2 separate regions of the Homo sapiens genome follow, and region 2 is linked to region 1. Evidence: chromatin contacts called from ENCODE Hi-C or POLR2A ChIA-PET data. All regions are on one chromosome and are shown on one strand. Each heading gives the region's core, a stretch centred on a gene start or an enhancer-like site at or near the end of the contact. The rest is flanking DNA. Distances are from core to core; before and after follow the strand shown.

Region 1 (2,700 bases), core at 2-2,501:
TTTTTTTCTAGAGGCAGGGTCTCACTTTGTTGCCCAAGCTGGTCTTGAACTCCTGGGCTCAAGTGATCCTCCTGCATCAGCCTCCCGAAGTGCTGGGATTACAGACGTGACCAACTGTACCCAGCTGGTTTTTGTCTTAATAGGACTTGTGGGGGCCAGGCGCGGTGGCTCTTGCCTGTAATCCCAGCACTTTGGGAAGCCAACGCGGGTGGATCACTTGAGGTCGGGAGTTCATGAGCAGACTGACCAACGTGGTGAAATTCCATCTCTACTAAAAATGCAAAATTAGCCGGACATGGTGGCATGGGGCGCCTGTAATCCCAGCTACTAGGGAGGCTGAGGCAGGAGAATCGCTTGAACCCAGGAGGTGGAGGTTGCAATTAGCTGAGATCACACCATTGCACTCCAGTCTAGGCAACAAGAGTGAAACTCCATCTCAAATAATAATAATAATAATAATAATAATAATAATAATAATGGGACTTGGGGGTTTGTGAAAAGGGGATAAAGAGAAGAAGGGGATTATGGAAGGGTGAATGAATTGTCTCCTAGAAATAGATGGCAGTGGGGGCTTCTGACCACCCCCAACTAGGAAGAGCGTCCCTGGGGCTGAGGAGAGAGAGGTCTAAGGAATCTTGAAGAGAGTGTGGGGGCTATGGAATGACCACCTTCCATATAAAGGGGGCTTTGAAGGATATCCCAGGGGGCCAGGGGATCAGGAACAATGGACATTTCAAAAGTAACCTAGATGGATGCTGACTGGTGACGAGAGGGTCCTCATATCCCATCCTCCCCCCAGTACTTTGGCTTTATCCAAAATTTTAGTTCTGGACACATCCCTGGGAGAAGTGGGGACAACACCCTCCAAGAATGACTTTCGTGAAATTTTCCATCAACTTAGCAGAATGAGGCTCAGAGTCAAAACCTTAGTTGAGTTGCAGAAAACCAAGAAAGTTCTTGCACACTTGAGTTTGGGGACTAAGGTTTTTGCCTGTGCTCCCATCCAGAAAAGGGTGAGAATTGGTGAATTCTACCACATCCCCCTGCAGAGCCTAAGGGCCTCTCTCCTGTCTCAGCTAGCCTGGGGTGACATGTGGAGGAGGCACACATGGAAGGCGTGGACCCACGCAGAGTTCCCCAGATTGGAACAAGGACATGGAGAGGGTCTTGGTCTGACTTACCCCACAGGAGGGTTGCTCCAGCCCAGAGTATCCACCAGCTCCATAGGGCACCCATGGCTGCAGTAGGAAAAGAGAAAGGATCATAGAAGGCTGATCCACCGCCTCTGCTGGAGACTGTCCTGGGCAGAAGGGCCCACTCTCATGACAAGGGCCACCTGGGACCATGAAGGCTGAGGTGGGGAAAGAAGTCGGGCAGATTGGGCCAGGGGGTATGGATCCAAGGACCAGTGTGTGTGTATAGGGGAGGCTGGCTGTCCAGCGGGTCTGGAGGTGGGTTGGGGAGGGCAGAAGCCAGGGACGGGGTGGAGAGTTGGCTGTCTTGTGGGTCTAGGGGTAGGATGAGGAGGCCTACAGTCAGGGGCAAGAGTAGGGGACCTGCTGTCCCACTTCCAAAGGGGACCCCAGCCCTTCTCACCTGCAGGTCCCTGGAGCTGCAGGGCCAGCCCTGTGGCAGGGCTATATAGTGGAGTTTCTGGGCCACACCCTGGGCCACGTGCCAGGCAGATGATGCCAACTTCCTGGAGGAGGCTGCCATCCTCATGGCCAGATGAAATGGGAAACTGTGAAGGCCTGGGAAGGAGGGACAGTGATTCTGGATGCCTGGGTTCCAAGAAGGGAGTGAGGACAGCTGGTGGCCATTCCCTGGAAGCCTTCTGGAGAGTTTGGTCCTGGAAGGGTGGGGTCCCTGAGGGAGACAGCTGGGGAGCAGGCAGATGAGCACCTGGGTCCCTGGGTGGAGGTGGGGTAGGGTGGGGGTGTGGGCAGTGAGGGTGGGAGGTGGCATGTGGTCATATTTGCTGGCTTAGTGGCTAGGTTCCTTCCTTTGGCTCCTGCCAGGAACAACAGTGAGGGACCCATATCCGGGTCCTGGTTCCTTCTCAGTCCCCACAGGCTGGGGAGTCCCTAGCCACCCACATCCTGCTTCCAGACACCACTAGGGGCAGGTGTCTGGGATGGGCAGGAGTCTGAGGCTATGGAGTGGGACACAAGACCTCCACCGCAGCCCAGTGGGGCGTCTGCGGTTTCTCATCTGCAAAATGGGAACACCAAAACCAGCCTCTCTGGGCATCTTTACGTCCCAGAGATGTAAAAAAATTCTCAAGGACTGTAGAGCTGGGGGGCAGCCTCCTCTGGTGTGGGCGCAGGCCAGGCTGCAGGTGGGCACTGGGACTGAGGCGGTGTGTGAAGAAGGGACAATGGCCTCTGTTTCCTGGTTCCACACAGACACCCAGATTCTACTTCTGATCCCAGACACCTGCTCCTCAGTGGTGCTGGAAACAGGATATAGGTGGCCAGGGACTCCCCAGCCTGTGAGGACTGAGGAAGAGCCAGGACCTGTTGGTTTTGGAGTTTTTTTGTGTGTAGGGAGGGTTTGCTCTTAGCAGGGGCTAGCTGAACAGGTTTAGGGGACTCTGTGCCTCTCCATCACCCCAGAATTTGCCTGAGATGGGAGGTGGAGGTCTAGGTTGCACACAAGGAGCAGAAGAATGAGCTGAAAGTTGGGCTTTCTCAGCTGGAG
Region 2 (2,700 bases), core at 201-2,700, 1.8 Mb after region 1:
CCTATGCTGTCACCTCACAGCCCTGTCATTACCATTAACTCCTCAGTCCCATGAAGTTCACTGAGCGCCTGTCTCCCGGTTACAGGAAAACTCTGTGACAGGGACCACGTCTGTCCTGCTCTCTGTGGAATCCCAGGGCCCAGCCCAGTGCCTGACACGGAACAGATGCTCCATAAATACTGGTTAAATGTGTGGGAGATCTCTAAAAAGAAGCATATCACCTCCGTGTGGCCCCCAGCAGTCAGAGTCTGTTCCATGTGGACACAGGGGCACTGGCACCAGCATGGGAGGAGGCCAGCAAGTGCCCGCGGCTGCCCCAGGAATGAGGCCTCAACCCCCAGAGCTTCAGAAGGGAGGACAGAGGCCTGCAGGGAATAGATCCTCCGGCCTGACCCTGCAGCCTAATCCAGAGTTCAGGGTCAGCTCACACCACGTCGACCCTGGTCAGCATCCCTAGGGCAGTTCCAGACAAGGCCGGAGGTCTCCTCTTGCCCTCCAGGGGGTGACATTGCACACAGACATCACTCAGGAAACGGATTCCCCTGGACAGGAACCTGGCTTTGCTAAGGAAGTGGAGGTGGAGCCTGGTTTCCATCCCTTGCTCCAACAGACCCTTCTGATCTCTCCCACATACCTGCTCTGTTCCTTTCTGGGTCCTATGAGGACCCTGTTCTGCCAGGGGTCCCTGTGCAACTCCAGACTCCCTCCTGGTACCACCATGGGGAAGGTGGGGTGATCACAGGACAGTCAGCCTCGCAGAGGACAGAGACCACCCAGGACTGTCAGGGAGAACATGGACAGGCCCTGAGCCGCAGCTCAGCCAACAGACACGGAGAGGGAGGGTCCCCCTGGAGCCTTCCCCAAGGACAGCAGAGCCCAGAGTCACCCACCTCCCTCCACCACAGTCCTCTCTTTCCAGGACACACAAGACACCTCCCCCTCCACATGCAGGATCTGGGGACTCCTGAGACCTCTGGGCCTGGGTCTCCATCCCTGGGTCAGTGGCGGGGTTGGTGGTACTGGAGACAGAGGGCTGGTCCCTCCCCAGCCACCACCCAGTGAGCCTTTTTCTAGCCCCCAGAGCCACCTCTGTCACCTTCCTGTTGGGCATCATCCCACCTTCCCAGAGCCCTGGAGAGCATGGGGAGACCCGGGACCCTGCTGGGTTTCTCTGTCACAAAGGAAAATAATCCCCCTGGTGTGACAGACCCAAGGACAGAACACAGCAGAGGTCAGCACTGGGGAAGACAGGTTGTCCTCCCAGGGGATGGGGGTCCATCCACCTTGCCGAAAAGATTTGTCTGAGGAACTGAAAATAGAAGGGAAAAAAGAGGAGGGACAAAAGAGGCAGAAATGAGAGGGGAGGGGACAGAGGACACCTGAATAAAGACCACACCCATGACCCACGTGATGCTGAGAAGTACTCCTGCCCTAGGAAGAGACTCAGGGCAGAGGGAGGAAGGACAGCAGACCAGACAGTCACAGCAGCCTTGACAAAACGTTCCTGGAACTCAAGCTCTTCTCCACAGAGGAGGACAGAGCAGACAGCAGAGACCATGGAGTCTCCCTCGGCCCCTCCCCACAGATGGTGCATCCCCTGGCAGAGGCTCCTGCTCACAGGTGAAGGGAGGACAACCTGGGAGAGGGTGGGAGGAGGGAGCTGGGGTCTCCTGGGTAGGACAGGGCTGTGAGACGGACAGAGGGCTCCTGTTGGAGCCTGAATAGGGAAGAGGACATCAGAGAGGGACAGGAGTCACACCAGAAAAATCAAATTGAACTGGAATTGGAAAGGGGCAGGAAAACCTCAAGAGTTCTATTTTCCTAGTTAATTGTCACTGGCCACTACGTTTTTAAAAATCATAATAACTGCATCAGATGACACTTTAAATAAAAACATAACCAGGGCATGAAACACTGTCCTCATCCGCCTACCGCGGACATTGGAAAATAAGCCCCAGGCTGTGGAGGGCCCTGGGAACCCTCATGAACTCATCCACAGGAATCTGCAGCCTGTCCCAGGCACTGGGGTGCAACCAAGATCACACAAATCCCTGCCCTCATGAAGCTCATGCTCTCATGGGGAGGAAGACAGACATACAAAGAGATCTAGAATGTGAGGTCAGGTGTTGACAAGAGCCCTGGAGGGAATAGAGCAGGGAAAGGTCAGAAAAGGAAGACCCAGGGTCTCTAGAGGAGGTGTCAGGGAAGGGATCTCCCAAGAATGCCCTGATGTGAGCAGGACCTGAAGGCAATGGGGAGGGAGCCGTGAAGACCCCTGGAAAAGCAGATTCCACACAGGGAAATGCCAAGGTCAGAGGTGCTAAGGAAATAGGAGACACACTGCTGACCTTGACCTAGTAGGACACACACACACACACACACACACACACACTCACTCACTCCAGGGCTGGGGGATGAAGAGACCTGCTCAGGACCCAGGACCCCATTTTTCCACCCTAATGCATAGGTCCCAATATTGACCGATGCTCTCTGCTCTCTCCTAGCCTCACTTCTAACCTTCTGGAACCCGCCCACCACTGCCAAGCTCACTATTGAATCCACGCCGTTCAATGTCGCAGAGGGGAAGGAGGTGCTTCTACTTGTCCACAATCTGCCCCAGCATCTTTTTGGCTACAGCTGGTACAAAGGTGAAAGAGTGGATGGCAACCGTCAAATTATAGGATATGTAATAGGAACTCA

Evidence for each region. Hi-C counts contacts between places; a loop is a spot of excess contacts on that map. ChIA-PET counts read pairs that join two places held with the same protein, here RNA polymerase II (POLR2A).
Region 2: a loop to region 1 is called in a map of vagina, with 17 times the contacts of the local background. The contact joins the promoter of CEACAM5 here to the promoter of FCGBP in region 1. A Hi-C loop is called at or near these places in 1 of 168 maps with a recorded cell type or tissue (vagina). POLR2A ChIA-PET finds 5 or more read pairs at or near these places in 1 of 52 experiments (endothelial cell of umbilical vein).

Annotation. Positions count from the first base shown.
Region 1 is chr19:39,933,383-39,936,082 of GRCh38, forward strand. FCGBP (Fc gamma binding protein) reads right to left here and starts at 1,252. Exons shown (of 36, transcript NM_003890.3): 1 at 1,182-1,252. The coding sequence starts at 1,236.
Region 2 is chr19:41,707,176-41,709,875 of GRCh38, forward strand. It overlaps CEACAM5 (CEA cell adhesion molecule 5), which reads left to right and starts at 1,451. Exons shown (of 10, transcript NM_004363.6): 1 at 1,451-1,620; 2 at 2,505-2,700. The coding sequence starts at 1,557.